6 separate regions of the Homo sapiens genome follow, and all the other regions are linked to region 4. The links are chromatin contacts, found by Hi-C or POLR2A ChIA-PET in ENCODE. All regions are on one chromosome and are shown on one strand. Each heading gives the region's core, a stretch centred on a gene start or an enhancer-like site at or near the end of the contact. The rest is flanking DNA. Distances are from core to core; before and after follow the strand shown.

Region 1 (3,147 bases), core at 1-2,500, 4.0 Mb after region 4:
TCACAGCCGGGTGCCGTGGCTCACACCTGTAATGGCAGCACTTTGGGAGGCCGAGGCAGGCGGATCACCTGAGGTCGGGAGTTCGAGACCAGCCTCACCAATATGGAGAAACCCCATCTCTACTAAAAATACAACAATTAGCCGGACGTGGTGATGGGCACCTGTAATCCCAGCTACTCGGGAGGCTGAGGCAGCAGAATCACTTGAACCTGGGAGGCGGAGGTTGCAGTGAGCTGAGATGGTGCCATTGCACTCCAGCCTGGGCAACAAGAGTGAGGCTCTGTCTAAAAACAAAACAAAACAAAAATATACCTGGGTATGCTTGAACACAAACACTGCCATACCGTTAAAAATGTTATATATTAATATATAAATAAATATTTACATATATGTATATTAGATATATATGTAAAGATTTCTACTCATAGTACGGTTCTTTTAATTTTTTGTTCTGTTTGGACATTTTCTTTCTTTTTTTTTTTTTTTTTTTTTAAGAGGGAGTATCACTTTGTCGCCCAGGCTGGAGTGCAGTGGCGCGATCTTGGCTCACTGCAACCTCCGCCTCCCGGGTTCAAGCGATTCTCCTGTTTCAGCCTCCCGAGTGGCTGGGATTACAGGCACCCGCCACCAGGTCTGGCTTTTTTTTTTTTTTTTTTTTTTTTTTTTTTTTTTTTTTTTTTTTGAGACGAAGTCTCGCTTTGTTGCCCAGGCTGGAGTGCAGTGGTACGCTCTCTGCTCACTGCAATCTCCGCCTCCCAGGTTCAAGCGATTCTTCTGCCTCAGCCACCCAAGTAGCTGGGATTATAGCGCCCGCCGCTATGCCCGGCTAATCTGTATATTTTCAAGCTAAAAGCTGGGGTATAAAAAAATAAGGGCAAGTTTACTTCCATCCAACTGTGAAGGTTCACGGGGGCACCGTGAGAAGGTTGCCCCCTGCGAAGGTTGCTTTTCCACGGTTCTCGATGCGTTCCCCAAATTTCTCTTCCACCTCCCAGTCGATATCGGAGGCCACATCAGGTGTCACCGAGTCCCGGGCAGCTCCCTCAGGCAGCGGCAGGGGAAGATCCTGAGGGGCACTTGGGACGGGCCCCGCCCCTCCGTGTCCCCATCTGGGGCTGTCAGGGGTGTGGCTAGTGCTGGCAGAAACCAATGGGAGCTGAGGAGGTCGCGTGTTTGCGCGGACGGGGCGGGGCGGCGCGGGGCTGCGTGCAGGCTCGTGGGTCTGCCCCGCCCGCGACGGCATTTTTTCCTTTTCTCCAGCGGCCTCAGGTTCTTGTTACAACTGAGTCCGGGTTGGAGGAGGTGTGGGGCCGCTGCCGCCAGGTAAGTCCTGGCCCGTGCCTCCTCCTGCCGGCCCCGCTTTCTCTGCGGCTCCTGGAACCCGGGCCTGGGGTAAGGTTGGGCTGCGATTTCCGAGGAGCCTCCTTTGCAACCGGGCGTGCTCGGGGCTGCCTGTGCTCTCCACTTCGCAGGCCGGGCCGGGCTCGGCGGGGCGCGAGGTTCCGGGGACTGGGGACAGGGCTCTGCTTCTCGGGCTGCTGCCTCCTTGGGTCGGGCCGGTGCCGCGGGGCCCCCATCGCTGTTGGCGTGGGGTGATTCCTGTTCCAGGGTCATTCAGATCCGAGTGCGAAGCCCGTCCTGGCATCTCCGCGTCTGCTAACGAGCCCCGGGCTTGCAACCCTGCTTGTGCGTCCCTCCCACTCGTGCGTTCATTCAAACGGCAGCCTGAGCGCCCGCGAGCTTCGCACTGTGGGAGAGGGCACACCACATTCGGAATCGCTCGTGGCACACAGGCTGGGAGGAACTTGCCTGGAAAGTTAATGTACCTCTGGGTTTTGAAGTCTTTCTAGGTGCACTTTCATGTAAAGCAGTTGCAGTGATTAGCATTTTTGTTCTGCGCAAGAGTAGCAAACAATGTTGGCACTGCCCTGCGGATTCGGCTTGCGGTGCTACTTGGGTAGTGAGAAAGTTGAAAGGCATGAATCTTGCTTTTGGCTTTGCCGTTGCGAAGCTTTGTGACCGCGGGCTCAGTTAATTAACGTGAAACGAGATGATAATTTCGAAGATTTCTTTTAAACCCGGCTTTTTGTAAGTCTGTGATGAGCTTAGTTTTCCTTCTGCACCTTTAAAAAGAATAGGAAATAGGAAAAGTTCATGAAAGGGCATTATTGAAAGGGCAGTCGGTCCAGCAAGGAACAATAAATGTATGAGAGCACATTAAAGGCTGTGCAATTACAGTTTTAAGACTTAAGACTAAAAAGGGAACAGGAAGTAAAACTGAAAGAACTTACCAAGAATTAAATAAGAGAAACGGCTGGGAGCGGTGGCTCAGGCCTGTAATCCCAGCACTTTGGGAGGCCGAGGCGGGCGGATCACCTGAGGTCAGGAGTTCGAGACCAGCCTGGCCAACATGGAGAAACTCCGTCTCTACTAAAAATACAAAATTAGCCGGGCGTGGTGACGGATGTCTAATTCTAGCTACTCGGGAGGTTGAGACAGGAGAATCGCTTGAATCCAGGAGACGGAGGTTGCAGTGAGCCGAGATCATGCTATTGTACTCCAGCCTGGGCAATAAGAACAAAACTCCGCCTCTAAATAAATAAATAAGAGAAACTTGGAAAGCGTTCAAAAGTACGAACAGCTAGTATTATATTTAATTACCTCCCTTTACAGCTGTACACATGAGGTCAGGTGGGTGAAAATAAATACTAAGCAACCATGTAAGAGAAAATGTAGACAGGATGTGTAACTTAGCATATATCCTAAGTGTAGGGAGAATCCTTTGAAATTCTTAATTTGTATAGACAATTTCATTCAGAAAACTTGTTTTTAACCTTTATTTATTATTTGGGACAGGGTCTTGCTCTGTCACCCAGGCTGCTAGAGTGCAGTGTCATGGTCTTAGCTCACTGCAGCCTTGAAGTCCTGGGCTTATGTGCCCCTTCCACCTCAGCCTGCGGAGTAGCTGGGACTAGAGTCGCGTACCACCATACCTAGATAATGTTTTGGATTTTTTTAGTATAGGTGGTCGTCTCATTCTGTTGCCCAGGCTGGTCTTGAACCCCTGGCCTCAAGCTATTCTCCAGCCTCAGCCTCCCAAGTAGCTGGGATTACAGGTATGTGTGACTAGCCCAGCTAACATTTTTG
Region 2 (3,212 bases), core at 392-2,891, 3.0 Mb before region 4:
GTAGCAATTCATTTCGGGGGAGAGATGGCTTATACTCATTGGAAAGAGCCTTTCCTTTCTTTTAATGCCTAGCCACAGACCACTGACTCCACGACTGGGGGAAATGTGGAGCCCTGGGGGCAGAGAGCAAGCCTGCCCTCTGTCCCTCTGCCCCTGTGCCCCTCTGCCCACGTGGGCACGCAGCCTTAGTTAAGACCCCAATAAGTGGTAGGCTCTCTAAAATGTGTTCACAACCTTTAAAGCAGTCATTCTATTTTAGGAAGACACTGTAAGAAAATAATCCTAAAGAGAAAAATATGTATCAATTGTAGAAGGACATCTATAAGCTGCTCCATTTATTTATTTATTTATTATTTATTATTATTATTTTTGAAGCAGAGTCTCGTTCTGTCGCTCAGACTGGAGTGCAATGGTGCGATCTCGGCTCACTGCAACCTCTACCTCCAGGGTTCAAGCGATTCTCTTGCCTCAGCTTCCCGAGTAGCTGGGATTACAGGCACCCGCCACCACGCCGGGCTAATTTTTTGTATTTTTAGTAGAGACAGGGTTTCTCTATGTTAGCCAGGCTGGTCTCGAACTCCTGACTTGTGATCCGCCCGCCTTGTCCTCCCAAAGTGCTGGGATTACAAACGTGAGCCACCGCGCCCGGCCAGGTGTTCCATTTATAAAGCAAAATACAAAAATGAAATGGCTAGGGGCACGAGGCCGCCTGGTGGGTGAGAGCAGCGGCCATGGATGGCTTTGCGCAGACCAACAAACAGCTAAATTATAGAGGAACTACATATTGAAATGTAAATTCACGCATGAGGTCTGTATTAATATTGAAAATGCCTAAATAAAAATAATCTTTTTTTTCTGAGCCTGGGGGTGGGGGAGTGGAGTGGCGTGGGGGAGTTGGGGTGGAGGGGGAAAGGGTCTTTCTATGTCGCCCACTGGTGTCAAACTCCTGGGTTCAAGCAATCCTCCCGCCTCAGCTTCGGAAGCAGCTGGGAATACAGGCGCGCGCATCAAGCCCGGTTAAATAAAATCTGTTTCCCCCAGTTAAAAAAAAATTAATTTGTGTGGGTACATAGGTGTATATATTTCTGGGGTATATGGGATATTTTGATACAGGCATACACTGTATAATAATCACATCAGGGTAAATGAGGTATCCGTTACCTCAAGCATTTATCCTTTGTGTTACAATATAATCTTAAAGGGAAAAAAAGAGCAGCACAGGTAGTACTGACTGCAGCTGTACAGAAACAATGCGTGCCATAAATATTCATTTGAAAGAGAGGGGTTATGATTATTTACAATCATTAGCGAATGTAGCAACATTCTGGGCACTGACAAGAAAACTGCCACAAACATGCAGGCATAATGCACAATAAGCAAGTCCAAGCTGTGGTCGGGGCTCCCTCGCGTCCCTGTAAGCTCTGAATTTAGAATGGGGTGGACCGCCTGCTGATCAAGGGTTCTGAAAGGCCGGCGGCTAATGGACCGCCAGGGGGCGCTCCACGCACGTCTCCACGTCCCCGGGCGCACCTCGCAGCCGCGCCCGCTCGCTGCCAGGCCGCTCCCTCCGTCCCTCACCCGCCCCGACTCGCTTCCGTCCCGTCCGACGCTAGGGGGCGCCGCAGGCTGCCTGGCGCGCTGCTCGCGGCCTCGGAGGGCCGGGGCTGGGTGGCAGCGGCCATGGACCGCTTCGTTTGGACCAGCGGCCTCCTGGAGATCAACGAGACCCTGGTGATCCAGCAGCGCGGGGTGCGAATCTACGATGGCGAGGAGAAGGTAGGGCGTCTGCCAACCTTCCCAACGGGCTGGCGGAAGGGACCCCCGGTGGGCGCGCGGCCCGGCTCAGCGCGGCCCGGGTCGGCGCGGCCCGGTCCCCGGCTTAGCTCACGGCCCTCGGCGGCCCGGCAGGCCTCTGTGCGGGGTGCAGCGCTCTTGCGCTCCCCGCCGGTCGGTAGCACGTGGCGTGGGGCGCTCGGCTGCCTCCCCAGCGCGGGTCCCAACTTTGGCACGGTTCCCAGCAGGCGCGGATCGCGGCCGCTTCCCTCCGCCCGGAATGCTTCCGGGAGCGCACAGCTGCAGTGCCCGGGAGAAGGAGCGCTCGCCGTCTGCGGGCGCCGGGCGGCGATCCGGCAGTCGACTTCCTTGGCGTGGTTCCAGACCCCCTGACGACACCAACCTCGGCGTCGGCACCGGACAGCCCCGTTTCGCCTTTCTGTGAGGAGGGCGCGGTGGCCGTACAGTCCGTGCCCCAGCGGAAGCTTTAGCTTGGACCTTATGCAGTCGGAGGGATTAGCATATCTGGGCAGAGGGGTGAGGGATTGCTTCGAAAGGATTTCCTAAAGAGGTATCAGTGCTTCATTGGAATGCCCTTGCCAAAGGCTATTGGGTTTTTGTTTTGTTTTCTAATTGCTTTAGAAAGGCGTTCTGAGCGTGTTTTGTAAAGTGTTATATTAATAGTAGACCGTGCCTTGTAGTGCAAGCATAAATCTTAGAAGGTGCGTTTGCAAATCGAGAGGAGAAATAGGAAGTGTAAGTAAATATTTTGTAGATACTTTACTGAAACTATGAAATATCTTGTCCTGGATTGAAATGGATAAACTGGAATTAGAAAAATTTTAAAACTCATTTACCCACAAGCATTTTTGGTTTCCAGAAGTTTTAATTTGCTACCTCTCTTCCCTTGCCGTTTTATTAACGACACTTTCCGCTGTACTTTGATATAAGTTCCTCAACTCAGCTTTTCCTGGTAAGTGCTTACAGCTATTTAGAGGCACAGGTGACATTGGACCCAGGTCCTCTGACTCTCTTAGGGCATTTTCTATGGGCTGTGTTGCCTGTATTAGTGAGTAAAGGTCTTTTCCTTAAATAATTTGCTTGGACCTAACTTCACTTACTGCCTTAGCACTTCTTAATTTAATTAATTAATTTATTTATTTTGAGACAGAGTCTCGCTCTATCGCCAGGCTGGAGTGCAGTGGCGCGATCTGGGCTCACTGCAACCTCCGCCTCCCAGATTCAAGATCCTGCCTCAGCCTCCTGAGTAACTGGGATTACAGGCGCCTGCAACCATGCCCGGCTAATTTTTGCATATTTAGTAGAGACGGGGTTTCACCACATTGGCCAGGCTGGTCTCTAACTCCTGACCTCAAATGATCCGCCCGCCTGGGCCTCCCAAACAGCTGGGATTACAGGCTCTTGAGCCACTGTGCCCA
Region 3 (3,147 bases), core at 614-3,113, 3.3 Mb after region 4:
CCAATTCAGACAGGCATGCAAACACTTGCTGAACCAATGCACAAATATATTTTGCTCTTCTTCATAGATTCCTCCGGCCTCAGATGACCAGGCACCACTAGATACAGAACACTGTGCTTTCCTTCTCCAAGGTAAAGGAATAAATATCTGTTCCCCTTCATGAAGTGTTACTGTTGGGCCTTTATGCCATCCTGAAGCCACCAGGATGTGGAACCAGATCAGGGAGGTCCACAGTTACAACCCCTTGTATCTGTAACACCAGCAGGACATTATCTACAGAGTCCTGCTGCAGGGCCCCGAATGAAGACAGCATTTTGCTGCTTTGTAGCGTGAGCAGTGCTGTAACAGTGATGCATGGATGTTCCTCTGGTGTCCTGAAAGAATGTAGGTGCTTCTTGAAAGCTCTCTGCAACTTATTAATTGGGAGTGATTATGCGATGGAGAAAACAGAGTCCCATCACCCCCTCAGTCTTCCCTGGGAAATCACAAGAGGGCTGATAGCTCTCTGTGAGGTGAACCGTTTCTAGAATCCCCACCGTCTCGTCCTGTTCTTCCGCCCACCCAGTTCCTCAAGATAGCCCCTGTGGGCTTCTGATGAAGTCACCACACCACTGGCTAATGAAGTAGATAAACCAGAACAGTTTGGTTTAACATTTAAGGTCAGAAACAGGAACTTTCTAGAGGAGAAATCAAAAAAGCAAAAGAAGTATAAGGGCAGCCCTCCAACCAGTCAGAATACCGTGACCACCTGAGAGGCCCGTGGCCCAGCGGACACGGACGCATGTCAACTCTGGAGCAGATATCTTCAGCGCAGCATCTGACCTGGGAGTACAGCCACATACCCTCATTCCTAAACGGCAGATTGACTACTGGAGTCACACACAGTCTCCGGGCAATGTGGAGACATGTCTAATATTTAGTCAACATAACTCAGGGTGCCACAGTCTTCACAACTGTTGTGAGCACTTGAGGATGCTCCATTTGAAGATAGGAATTTGCCCTCAAGCATCTGGGGTTTGGGTACAGAACAGAGCTTCCCCTGCCACCACCTGCTAATTTTATAAAATGTGCATTCAAAAAAAAATCCTGCCTGTAAGAAGGAATTAAGCTACCCATTTAAATATAACAGCTGCCTGTGCAATCTACTGCTGCTCTTTATAGGAAACGCTTAAATAATTGAGATACTTAATTGGGTTAAAGAGATCCCTAGCACATAGATGTTCTATAAATAAAAGAATGAGTAAATAATCTAGTAACCTTCCTTTTCATGTCCTTCACTTAAAGAGATCGTTCTGTTTTGTTTGCACCAATAAGATCACTGTTAGAGGACTCCAGAGAGGTTTGATTTCAGGTGGGGTGGGGCTTTCCCAAGGAAGTCCCTTTTCATTTGTTTCAGGTGTACTGCCACCTTTTTCCCTGGCTCTTTCACTAAAAATGAAAAATTTGTTGATCTTTGCTGTAAGTAGGTAGGCATCTGGGCTTTGCTTTTGCAACTAGAGTCAAAGAAGTCAAGTTATCAGGCTGATCTTGCCTTGCTATCTAGAATCAGAAAGGTTTAAGTAGCCCAGGGACTACTCAAAGACAGCTGGAGGAGAAAGGGAGAGAGAAAAATGCTTATAAAGAGGTGGGCAAAAGAGCGGGACCTTGTCTCAAAAAAAAAAAAAAAAAAGAGGAAGTGGTAGGAGGTGTCTGAATTTCACTGTGACCTGTTCTGTCAGGTGATTTTTGGTGGGGCGGGGACATGAAAAAAAAGTTAAAATGTCCTTATAAAGACAAAATCTTTTTCTTTCCTGGCTGATGATTTGTCATTCTAGTCACTTCCTGCCTTGTGACCACACACCCAGGCTTGACAAAGCTGTTCTGCAGATCAGAAAGAAGGGGTTCCTGGTCATACACCAGTACTACCAAGGACAGCTTTTTTCCTGCAAGGTAAATGTTCTTCATGTGTTTTTGTTGGTTTTAAGCGCTTGTGATGCACTTCGGCACTGTTTCTGTGGATTGTGGGTTTTGCCTTCAGGGGACCAGAGATCTGAGCATGTCACCTGAGACCTCTGTGATTCCTGCCACTGTCTAACTGGCCAGGACATCTGCCGCCACCTCGCGTGGCCATCCAAGATGGAGCACCTCGGCTCTCTGGGCTGGGTTCTTCTCAACTTATCTGCAGTTATCACCCCTGCCCAAAATTAAGGTTTCTTTTTCCTTTTAAAACCAAACCATGTTCTGGTTTATTTCTATTGCTCTATTTCACGGAGGCTATTTACTGTGATTTTATCTTCTTTAAAATGTTTTCAGGAAAAGCGCGTATTGATAATTTAGATTGTATGGCTTATTGGCCCAATGGGGGTAGTTTAATTTTAGTTCCTGCGGTTCTGTTTTTCTAAAAAACTTCTTTACAGTACTTTAGTGGATAAATTATCTAGAGTCATATGTTACTGAATGTGATACTGGTTATTTGAGTGATTTTTGGCGCCAAGGGTTTTTAATGGGTGTGCTTTATAACCACATGGAATTAGAGGTTTTCTCTTTTCCATTTGTTCTCTAAAAATAAAAGCAATTTGTATAATGCTTAATTGTAGTGTTTTTGTAGGATTGTCTGAATTATTTGTTATGCTTATGACCATATCAATGAATATTCACTCAAATTCTGGGAGAAAGGCTTTTATCTACAATAGAAATTTTTACACAGTTGATATGGGATATTTATTTCAGAAACTGCCCAAACATAGACACTTTGGATTTTGTAGTATAAGCTTTTACTTAATTACCACTATCACATAACACTAAGAACCATTGACAAATGATAACTATAAAAGCCATTCAGACTGGAAATGCGAACATTAATCAGGATGTTTATCAAAACCGAACTTTTCTTTTACACAGCAACTTGTTTTCTAAAATTACTCTGTCAGAACTATCAGTAAGCAAATAAAGGTGGCTTATCCACACACATCTTGATTTTGAATTTACATACATTTGTCATAAGTTTGGTTTCTATTAAGTATAATTGTTTAAAGAATGTCTGTGTAGACAAATTTGAATAGAATTAATCATTTACCTATAAATGTGAATTTCTGGAAACTGCAAAATGTGACCACCAATGTTACTTTGCACATCTCACCTGAATAGTTTCAAACAAGCAAAAATGTG
Region 4 (3,069 bases), core at 167-2,666:
CCCAAAGTGTGGGGATTACAGGTGTGAGCCACCGCGCCCGGCCCATAGCTTTGTTTTTAAGCAGCTCTCACCAGCGTTCACACCTGAAAATTTGAAAACTGAACGTGCACAAGTAAAACATGTTTCCTGGAGAAAATCTGCAAAATACAATAAAGCATAAAGGAGAAAATTTAAACACCATCCCATCATCCAGAGACAACTGGTGTTAATATTTCAGAGAGTAAATGGGCTTAAAAAACTTTTTTCCCCTTCTCACTTTTTCATTTTGGTAGAAAAATAATTAAGCCAGTCTGCTTTGCTTCAATGTATGGTTCCTTTTCGTTTCTAAAACAGGCTTTAAAAACACGTTTACCATTTCCTCTCGGCTCCTTACGTTTTAATTGTAACGACAGAACCACGGGTTAAGTCACGCTTAAGAACCACGGGTTAGTCACGCTTCTAACTACTTCACGTGTTCTTATTTAATCCCCCTAACAGTCATGTGGGTTAAATTAGCAGCTCGTTTGCTGATGAGGAAGCTAAGGAATGCCATACCGTAAGTGGCAGACACGAAATAAGGAACCAGGCAGCATGGTTTCAGAGCCTATGCTTTGGTTACTCCATTTGACCTCTTCAAATTTACTCCTCTCCTTGGCCTCATGTGTTAGTATTTACAGAGCTCACTGCAGGTTTCCACATGCCAAAGAGCACAGTTAATTACATATCTTTCCTTACTTAATTACTTATTGGGCTGTGGCTGATAGCGAGTCAGAAGTGTTACTATCTAATCTGAACTCCATGATCTTGGATGAATGACTGAACTTGCTGTATTTAAGGGCTCGTGTAATCTTACCTGTGAAATGGGCTAGTGGTTTAACCTTCAAGTTCTGCTTCTGGGTTTTATACTGCTGTCCATTTCCTGCCGCCCCTTTGACAACCTCAGGTTCCCAGCAGCTTAGGAATCACCTCTCATTAAGGCTGCACCCTGAGACAGACAGGCTGAAATGGAGGTTGGAAACTCAGTGCGCCCGCGGCCCCTTCTGCAGCCAGGACTGCACTTGGGTGCCAGGAGAAGGGAGGCTGCAAGGGCTGGGGTCCAGCCCCTGCTCGGGCGGCCGAGGGCTCCGCGGCGTTTTCAGCTCCTCCAACCTCCCGGCTAGAGGAACTGTCGGGGGCCAGCCACGGCGGTGCCTTGGTTTCACCTGGCTCCGCTGCGTTTTCTACGCCGCCCGCCTGACCTGAGGAGTGAGCTCCGCCAGCTCCGTTGGCAAGGCTGGGTTCCTCCGCGGGTGGGGCTCTCCTCCGACGCCAAGCCGCCCAAACCTCCCGAGCGCAGGTGCCCTCTGGCCGGGAAGTACTTCACCATTTACTAGCCTTCATCTCAACCACAACAGTCCCGCCCTGCCTCTACCGGGGATGAGGGAAGGCGTAACCTCCGCCGGGGACCAGGCCGACCTACCTAAACCGATCACTACATGGGAGGAGTCGGACGCCGGCCGTCCCACCACCCAGCCAGGAGCCCATTGATTGGTCGCACTCCCCACTGGTTCACGCCTCAGAGACTCGGCGCACTTACCGCTGGCACCGCAGTGGCGCCCGAGCGCGCCGCCTCCCGATTGACTGCTAGCGCTCTCGGCTTGTCTCGCGCACTGTAGCTGAGCCAATGGAGTTACTCGTAGTCGAGAGGCCGGCATCACTGGAGTGGTGGCGCAGCTGTTTCCTCCGGTAGGTGTGAGGCTGCCATCTTGTGTGTGGCTGGGACTGGGCTTCTTGGGGGTTGAAAACATACATAGCGCCTGGCCGTAGTGGAGGGGTCCGGAGAGAACAATGGGGTAAAGGAGAGGCCTAAGGGAGGAGACCCAGCGCCTTCCTACTTGCGGAAAGGATGGGTTTCCTGGGCCTGAGTCTCATCCCTGGCTAGAGAGAGCGAGGAATGGTGGTGGTGGTGGTGGTGATGGTTGTGGTGGTGGTAATAGTAGGGATCCCAGGTTTTGGTTTGTTGATCATTGTGGGGGCTGGGCGGGGCCTTTGATGCCTTAACATTGGTTCCTGGGAGCTCTTTTAGTAATTTTTGTCTCGCAAAGATTCTGACCATCAACCCCCTTTGACAAAGGAGGCTAGCTGATGAACTGCCTGATTGAGAAAGGAGCAAAGCTAGTAGTGGAAGGGGAGTGCCTCTCTACTATCCTCAGGTTCAGAAGAGACCTCCTCTTCCGTCCTTTTCGAGGGAGCGGCTGCTAAACAGTTTGCTCTTCGCGGGGGTTACTTTACTAAGGCCATCCTTTGGTAATAGTGGGCGTCAAGTTCTGCGTTTGGGCAAAATTGTACATTAGCGGGCAGCCAAGCATTCCTGCAGCTGTCTTTTTTTTTTCTTTATTTTAAGCTAGAAAGTGGTGGTCTTGCAGAAACGGGGCGTGAAGGAAGAATTTTGTCAAATCTTGATTTCCCCGATAACGATATGTTGAAGATTATAAATCTCTGGGTCTGCCATGACATGCTTGGTCACTTCATGGAGCAGGAGGAGGCTTTGTTAGGGAAAGCACCTTAATTTCTGAGCTCTTTTTGGGGTAGGAGGAAGAAGACAGGACTTAACCTTGTTTCCCTCCTCCTTTTTTTTTTTTTTTTTTAGCATTGTTGTGGATGGCATTGCATTGTCTTTCATTTGAGGGGAAAATGTATTGGATCTGAAGACCAAGCTGATGAAAGGCTAATATTTTGTGGTAGATTTTAGCAGTTTGACTTGCATGAAAAGAAAGCCGATGTATTATTGCCTTCAGCTTAGATTTCAGTTATTCAAGATTAACTGATGAACAACCTAATCAACAATACATGATAAAGACATCTCGCATCAGGAATACCAAAAAACAAAACAAACAGCAAAATAATTGATGTTTTTTTTTTTTTTTTTTTTTTTTTTTTTTTTGAGATGGAGTCTCTTGTCGCCTATGCTGGAGTGCAATGGTGCAATCTCGGCTCACTGCAACTCTGCCTCCGTGGTTCAAGCGATTCTCCTGCCTCAGCCTCCTGAGTAGCTGGGACTACAGACACCGGCCATCACGCCCAGCTAATTTTTGTATTTTTAGTAGAGAT
Region 5 (3,436 bases), core at 316-2,815, 3.2 Mb before region 4:
ACGTAACAGCAAAACAGGTTTCCTCTTTTCTGTGATTTAACGCAAAAACAAACAAAAACTCCTGGCTAAATTCTGTGACCCGCAGCATCATTTATCTTTAGGTTCTCCTTTAATTCTTATTATTTAACTCTTGATCTTTTACATTCCTTTACAGCTTTATGGTTTGCCTTCATTGCACACCTACAAAAAGTGATTTCTAGGTTAGCTGAGTATATAACCAAGACTTTAACCCACAGCAATCAGCGCCTTTGCACACAGCCACTCCAAAAAAAAATTTTGATGAATATACAAATGAGTGAATAATGAATTGTGATAAGACATCTGGAAAGTTTCAGGGACGTGAGGGAAAAGGGTTTTGCTCCAGTAGACTGACTTCATACCGACACTTTTACGTAAGAATGGCAAGAATTATTGTCAAACGAAAAAATTAACTTCATCGAGCCCAGAGTCCACTTCTCTAATCATAAATGTCATTAAAAAAAAAATCCTTTCAGCCAAACTACAAATGCCAACCATGCTCCCAAGAAATAGAGGAGGTTTTTCTCAGGAGCTGTAGGGAGTGGAAAGGGCAAGACAGGAGTCTGGGGTAACGCGGCTACCGTGTAACAGAGAAAAGAGACGGAGAATCTCAATACCGGAGCTGAGACGCAGCATCAACAAGAGCCTGGGTCCCTGTCCGGCGGTGCGGGGAGAAGGCGGGTCAGCGGGGACCCGAAGTGGCCCAGCTCCCCTAAGAAGAGTGGAGGAAGCAGAAATGGGCTCTCTCACCTCTAACGCCGCCTGGGGGTCCTCGTCGATTAGGGCATCCGAGAAGCTCTGGAAAAACCTGTCAGGAAAACAACGACTTCAGCAGGGCTCACTAGCCAAGGAAAGGGGGATAAAATAAATACCAAAGGGAAAGAAAAACATGCACCTCTGGGATGTTGCAGTTCCTGCTGCAGCCGCCGCCATCCCTCGTAGTCGCTGTTGCTGCCGCCGGAGCTGCTACTATCACGGTTACCACCTCCACCACCGCCCAAGGGGGAAACTTCTGGAGAAACACCAACCGAGCTTCCGTCCTAAATAGCCAGCGAGCAGCCACGCAGCGTGCTGCTAGGGGGACGGGAGGCGACACGCCGGCGCGGGGCCGGCTGGGACAGTGGAGGACCGATTCCTCCCAGCCGCACCCCGGCCCAGGACCCGCGCTCCCAGTCCCCGCCCCTCGCAGCCATGGTTACGGAGGCCTGGGGCGTACACGTTCTTCCTCCCTTCCACCGCGCCCACGCCAGCGGGCACTCCCACGGAGCTTTCAGTAGTACTTTAGAAGCACTTTTGTAACGTACTGTCATCCCTAAGGAACGTGTGGCGGTTAGGGGCGTTTGTATGTCTGTTAATAACGGAAGCTACTTCGAGCTCCCATTTTCCCTAGTTTTTATCATGGCTGCCACAGCTAGCCAAGCCCTTTCGCCTCCATTACGTCTTTAGCGGCTGCGTGGTCTCTTCCGGGAGCAGAGGCCCGGATGACGCGTGGATCCCCGCGATCTTTGGGCTGGGGATTCTAAACGACTGGGACTTGCCGGAAGTCATTCTGCACTAATAGCGGCAAAAAGCCTTCTGGTTCCTGGGGCGACGCGCCCGGCGGCCGTACTATTCACTTCCCCAGAACGCCACAGCCCAGGCTTTCTTCTTAGTGGGCTTCCCAGACCAAGAAGGGAAACCTTTCATCCGAAGGTACTGAGGGGAGGAAGGTGGCCTGAAGTTATCTCAGTGCCGCTTTGTTTCCCACCCCAGTCGGTCAGCCCTTCCTCAGCGCCCTTTAACCCTTGCAGATCGGATGGAGAAAGCTGCCAGCACGTTCTAGGGATGGGGGCAGATTGAGGAGCGGGAGGGAGTAGTCTTTGTCTAACTTTATACCAGTACCAAACTATGTTAATTTAATGTAGTTTTATAATAAATCTTTAAGTCCTGTAACTTATTCTCCCAAGATTGTTTTGGCTTATTCTACGGCCTTTGTATTTCTAGGTGAATTTTGGAATTAGCTTGTTAAAAAGGGGGGGGATTTTTTATTGGGCTCGCATTGAATCTATAGATCTGTTTGGGAAAACTAGTATCTTAACAACAAGTCCTTCAATCCATGAATATCATTCTTCCCCCACCATTTATTTAAGCGGTCTTTAATTTCTCCTGGCAATATTTTGTAGATTGCACATATATCTATATTTTAATGCAGCTGTGCTTGGATAGATTGCAGTATAGAGATCATATATATCTTTCATTAGATTTATTCTTGAGTATTTAGTGTTTTGTATACAATGTTAAATGGCATTTTGACTTTTTTATATTCTACTCGTAAGAATAAACAATATTGATTTTAACATACTGACCTTATATGCAAGCATCTTGCTAAGTTCCCTTGTTATTTGTAATACTCTGTAGATTCTTTCGGAATTTCTGTGATCAAAATCTTGCAATCCACGAATAAAGATGGTTTAACTTCTCTGTAACCTTTATACCTTTTATTTTTATTTATTTTTGCCTTTTGTTGCTGGCTAGTGTTTCCACTATTGAATAAAAACAGTGATAATGGACTTCCTTGTCTTGGTCATAACATCAGGAGGAAAGCATTGAATATCAACTGCTTTTTCTGCCTTTATTGAAATGTTCATTTGTATTTTTTAATGTTACTGTGAATTACCTTGGTTAGTTTTCAAATGTTATCTAAATGGCCAATTGTCCTTCTGGACCCCACTGACTCCAGTTGGGATGGCACTGTAAGAAGAGAGGCAGAGTCAGTGAAGGAGACAAGGTTTATTCAGGATTTACATACAAGGGTGGTCCGGTGGTGGAGGGCTGACCTGGAGAACTGCTACCATTTGTAAAAAGCACGTAGTCTATATAGCATTTTCACTTAGCACTCTCCTTCTAGCAACCTCCATTTAACCCCAAAGGGCCTTGATCTGTACAGCGTAAGATACGGGCCAGGGATGTGGATGTCCTTCATAGATAAGGAGTGAATCTCTGGGTTGGCTGCTCCTGGATTCCTTAGCCCAGGACTCCAAACGTAAGTTCTTCTTAGACCATAGGGTTAGTCTCAGGTATGCTCCGGTTATGGCTCAGCCATACACTAATGTGTGTACACCAGCCTCTGCCATGCACCAATACACATATATGTATGGCCTCTGAAAGGGTGAATTCCAAGACCGCCCTATGGGCCCAACATGAAAAGAAGTTCTATATATTATGGACATTGAAATCAATGAGATACCAAAACTACCACCAGAATGGCTTAAATTAAAAGGACTTCCAATACCAAGCACTGACAAGGATATGTAGCAACTGTATCTTTCATATATTGTTGGTGAGAGTTTAATCATTTTGGAAAACTGTGGTACCGTATGTCTGTTCTTGCATTGCTATAAATGAGACTAGGTAATTTATAAAGAAAAAATGTTTAATT
Region 6 (3,196 bases), core at 34-2,533, 4.1 Mb after region 4:
ATTGTTAATGTATTATAATTGTCTGATACTTTGATTTACCAGAATGAACACTTCTATAAGTAGGACTGGATCGAACTTGTTCACAATTGGAATCTTGGTGCAAATCCTAGTTCTAAGGGATACAAAGCACAAAATATTTGCGAAATAGAACAAGCTTTCAGACTTCATACTGGCATGTATCTTTGCCTTATGCCAAAGATGTGACGATGTGACTAAATACGGAAGTTTTGTTTTGCTATTGAGCCAAGGTCTTGCTCTGTCATTCAGGCTGGAGCGCAGTGGTGCAATCATAGCTCAGTGTAACCTCCAACTCCCGGGCTCAAGCGATCCTCCCAGCTCAGCCTCCCTAATAGCTGGGATTACAGGCAGGCACCACCGCACCCAATTAATTTTTAATTTGTGTGTGTGTGTGTGTGTGTAGAGACAGGGTTTCAGTAGTTGCCTCCCAAAGTTCTGGGATTACAGGCATGAGCTACCATGCAGGACCTGTTTTGTTTTAATACTTAGTAATTGGGTGTAAAGTCCTTCAAAAAACAGGTGGGGCAGGTGGGAAACTCCCTTTGTGTGACCCTCTAGCACCAGGGATAAAATTTCAACTTCATCTTAAAGCGACAACATACTTTTCCAAGACCAAGTGCGAAATAGTAAAGGGAAGAGCTAGCTCCGTAGCCGTCCGCCACAGAATGCCACAAGCTTTCAATTATGGGACAAAATTGGAACACATGGAAACCCTGTGCAGACTCCCGTGACATCTTCCCTCCTCTCCAAGTCCCTTCCCACAGACCTTGCGCCCCACACGATTATTCCCCAGGGGCCGAGCAGGACGACTTGGGTCCCACTATCCGGACTCAGCGGTGCCCCCACAAAAGCGTCCCAAAAACTCCAGCTGGGGCAGCCCTGGGGCAGATGCTGAAAAGTTGTCAGAGGCCCTCGGGCAGTCCCGAGATCTACCCCAGGCCAGAGGGCCTGACCCTCCCTAAATGCGACGTTCTCCTACCTTGGTTGATACTCACGTTCCCAGAAAAGGGTGGAACCTAGGCTGGACGAGGCGCAGGGCCAAAGTTTAATTCCTCTAAGCTCCACCCAGCTCCCAGCACCTCTCCAGGCGGCCCCGTGGGGTAGGGCGGAGCCGGGTCCAACGTACTCCGCTTCCCCCGCTCCACCCACCCAGGGCTAGGGAGCGCCCCGAGAGTTGGCCTCCTCCCACGCTGCGCGCGCACCTCCCCGCCCCCACCCCTACCCGCTGGCGTGCCCAGTGGAACGGAGCCTTGTGTCTCCGCCTCAAGTCCCCGGATGCTCACCTCCCCGACTCGCCCCCGCTGTGGCCCCGCCCCCGCGCGGCTCTTCGTGCCACGTCACCGCCTGCGTCGCTTCCGGAGGCGCAGCGGGCGATGACGTAGAGGGACGTGCCCTCTATATGAGGTTGGGGAGCGGCTGAGTCGGCCTTTTCCGCCCGCTCCCCCCTCCCCCCGAGCGCCGCTCCGGCTGCACCGCGCTCGCTCCGAGTTTCAGGCTCGTGCTAAGCTAGCGCCGTCGTCGTCTCCCTTCAGTCGCCATCATGATTATCTACCGGGACCTCATCAGCCGTGAGTCCTCACTGCACTATCCTTACTGCCGCACACGGGGGTCTGGGGTGCGGGTGGGGGCGGGGAAGGCGCAGCCGTCGCGGGCCTAGGGGACGCCGGCGGTCTTAGCCGAGCGCGGAGGGGTCGGTGCCCGGGGCTCGCGCCCAGCTCTGGTGTGCTACGGAGGGGCAGATCCCGCGTGCGGCCGCCGGCGCGGGAAATGCGGGAAATGGCGGCGCCAGGCGCACGGTGATGGGCGGCTCTGTGTATCCGGCAGACGATGAGATGTTCTCCGACATCTACAAGATCCGGGAGATCGCGGACGGGTTGTGCCTGGAGGTGGAGGGGAAGGTGAGTCGGTCGGGCCTGCGCGTGGGGGAGTCCGGGCCGAGCGGGCTCGGGTTTCCTCCGCTCCCCCGCCTGAGGTTGTGCAATCCTCCCCGCCGCCTCCTGGCGGAGGAGACGCTCTTTCCGGGCTTGGGTTTTTCTAGAAAACTGGAGGCGGAGCTGATCCTGGAAATAGGCCCGCCGCCTCGGCGCCCATCCTCCTCCCGGGGTTGTCCGGGACATGATGCTTCCGGCTTAGGAGCCTGGAGTCCTTTCGTGTTTGTCCTGTCCCCACTTACCAACCGGAGGCATCACATGCCCGCAACTGGAAACAACTTTTTAATGACCCCATTTTTTGTTCCGGCCAACAGACAACTCTTTTAAGTTAGGTCGTTTTGAGAAATCCACGGGTCACAACTTTATTCCCAAAATGGTGCTTTTTTTATTTTCAGCAAGAACTAAGAATACTTCTTATCCGTGAACTATTGGCGTGGAAGGTGCTTTGGATGCGTTTGTGTCTTTTGCAATTATACTGCTTTTTCTTAATGCAGATGGTCAGTAGGACAGAAGGTAACATTGATGACTCGCTCATTGGTGGAAATGCCTCCGCTGAAGGCCCCGAGGGCGAAGGTACCGAAAGCACAGTAATCACTGGTGTCGATATTGTCATGAACCATCACCTGCAGGAAACAAGTTTCACAAAAGAAGCCTACAAGAAGTACATCAAAGATTACATGAAATCGTAAGTGATACTGGCAGTACCTAGCTGATGTCTAGAATCTTACAGGATTTAAAGATTGGCTAACTTTTGAGGTTCTTTCGCAGTGGGTATACTTTTGTGAAAGTCCTTGCTTTTTTATTAATGAGTTCACGGAAAAGAGTGGTTGCTTTTCTATAATATGAGCATACTGAAGCCTGCAGTCTGTTTCCGTTTAGAATTAGAATAGTATTTTGAAAATAGTCAACAAGAAATGTAAACATTCTTGAAAGATACCTTCTGTGAACTAGTAATTTCTTAACAGCTGGTTGCCTTTTTCAGTGTTTTCTTTTTTTAAGCTTGGATATTTTTTACTTTAAAAATTGATTTTACTGAAAATTCAATACTTCAACCTGTTAATGAAATGTTGTTTTAGAATCAAAGGGAAACTTGAAGAACAGAGACCAGAAAGAGTAAAACCTTTTATGACAGGGGCTGCAGAACAAATCAAGCACATCCTTGCTAATTTCAAAAACTACCAGGTAAATACCTTAAGTATCTGGATCAAAGGATTGTACAATTTTAACTGCAAGAGCAAAAATTAAGT

The links. Hi-C counts contacts between places; a loop is a spot of excess contacts on that map. ChIA-PET counts read pairs that join two places held with the same protein, here RNA polymerase II (POLR2A). Pooled maps may share reads with other maps.
Region 1: a loop to region 4 is called in a pooled map, with 7 times the contacts of the local background. The contact joins the promoter of SLC25A30 here to the promoter of SETDB2-PHF11 in region 4. A Hi-C loop is called at or near these places in 7 of 50 pooled maps. POLR2A ChIA-PET finds 5 or more read pairs at or near these places in 2 of 52 experiments (WTC11 and activated B cell).
Region 2: a map of CD8-positive, alpha-beta T cell shows a loop between it and region 4 (8-fold over the local background). The contact joins the promoter of VPS36 here to the promoter of SETDB2-PHF11 in region 4. A Hi-C loop is called at or near these places in 4 of 168 maps with a recorded cell type or tissue (CD8-positive, alpha-beta T cell and naive thymus-derived CD4-positive, alpha-beta T cell), 4 of 37 single-sample maps with no recorded cell type and 10 of 50 pooled maps.
Region 3: a map of B cell shows a loop between it and region 4 (15-fold over the local background). The contact joins the promoter of LCP1 here to the promoter of SETDB2-PHF11 in region 4. A Hi-C loop is called at or near these places in 1 of 168 maps with a recorded cell type or tissue (B cell) and 9 of 50 pooled maps.
Region 5: a loop to region 4 is called in a pooled map, with 25 times the contacts of the local background. The contact joins the promoter of SUGT1-DT here to the promoter of SETDB2-PHF11 in region 4. A Hi-C loop is called at or near these places in 3 of 37 single-sample maps with no recorded cell type and 9 of 50 pooled maps. POLR2A ChIA-PET finds 5 or more read pairs at or near these places in 1 of 52 experiments (PC-9).
Region 6: a loop to region 4 is called in a map of tibial artery, with 24 times the contacts of the local background. The contact joins the promoter of TPT1-AS1 here to the promoter of SETDB2-PHF11 in region 4. A Hi-C loop is called at or near these places in 1 of 168 maps with a recorded cell type or tissue (tibial artery) and 9 of 50 pooled maps. POLR2A ChIA-PET finds 5 or more read pairs at or near these places in 1 of 52 experiments (activated T-cell).

What each region holds. Positions count from the first base shown.
Region 1 is chr13:45,416,476-45,419,622 of GRCh38, reverse strand. SLC25A30 (solute carrier family 25 member 30) reads left to right here and starts at 1,250. Exons shown (of 10, transcript NM_001010875.4): 1 at 1,250-1,323. SLC25A30-AS1 (SLC25A30 antisense RNA 1) reads right to left here and starts at 1,461. Exons shown (of 2, transcript NR_047031.1): 1 at 885-1,461. RefSeq lists enhancers at 846-1,035, 1,846-1,895 and silencers at 1,146-1,245, 1,286-1,615.
Region 2 is chr13:52,449,063-52,452,274 of GRCh38, reverse strand. It overlaps VPS36 (vacuolar protein sorting 36 homolog), which reads left to right and starts at 1,641. Exons shown (of 14, transcript NM_016075.4): 1 at 1,641-1,776. The coding sequence starts at 1,681. RefSeq lists silencers at 1,395-1,454, 1,495-1,954 and an enhancer at 1,475-2,055.
Region 3 is chr13:46,180,893-46,184,039 of GRCh38, reverse strand. LCP1 (lymphocyte cytosolic protein 1) reads left to right here and starts at 1,863. Exons shown (of 16, transcript NM_002298.5): 1 at 1,863-1,929. RefSeq lists an enhancer at 1,771-2,200.
Region 4 is chr13:49,442,621-49,445,689 of GRCh38, reverse strand. SETDB2-PHF11 (SETDB2-PHF11 readthrough) reads right to left here and starts at 1,416. Exons shown (of 21, transcript NR_135324.2): 1 at 833-1,416. It overlaps CAB39L (calcium binding protein 39 like), which reads left to right and starts at 1,626. Exons shown (of 11, transcript NM_001079670.3): 1 at 1,626-1,704. It overlaps SETDB2 (SET domain bifurcated histone lysine methyltransferase 2), which reads right to left and starts at 1,416. Exons shown (of 14, transcript NM_001160308.3): 1 at 833-1,416. RefSeq lists enhancers at 263-1,036, 1,719-1,798, 1,037-1,809, 2,179-2,248 and silencers at 1,509-1,558, 1,230-1,710.
Region 5 is chr13:52,650,436-52,653,871 of GRCh38, reverse strand. SUGT1-DT (SUGT1 divergent transcript) reads left to right here and starts at 1,565. Exons shown (of 1, transcript NR_170300.1): 1 at 1,565-2,567. SUGT1 (SGT1 assembly cochaperone of MIS12 kinetochore complex) reads right to left here and starts at 1,036. Exons shown (of 13, transcript NM_006704.5): 1 at 914-1,036; 2 at 769-826. The coding sequence starts at 951. RefSeq lists enhancers at 556-675, 785-1,286, 1,396-1,735 and a silencer at 1,036-1,305.
Region 6 is chr13:45,339,432-45,342,627 of GRCh38, reverse strand. TPT1-AS1 (TPT1 antisense RNA 1) reads right to left here and starts at 1,283. Exons shown (of 11, transcript NR_024458.1): 1 at 1,241-1,283. TPT1 (tumor protein, translationally-controlled 1) reads left to right here and starts at 1,445. Exons shown (of 6, transcript NM_003295.4): 1 at 1,445-1,586; 2 at 1,843-1,916; 3 at 2,444-2,634; 4 at 3,026-3,131. The coding sequence starts at 1,559. LOC124903169 (a long non-coding RNA gene) reads right to left here and starts at 1,194. Exons shown (of 2, transcript XR_007063781.1): 1 at 998-1,194. RefSeq lists enhancers at 1-6, 1,586-2,375 and silencers at 1,069-1,268, 1,429-1,538, 1,619-1,688.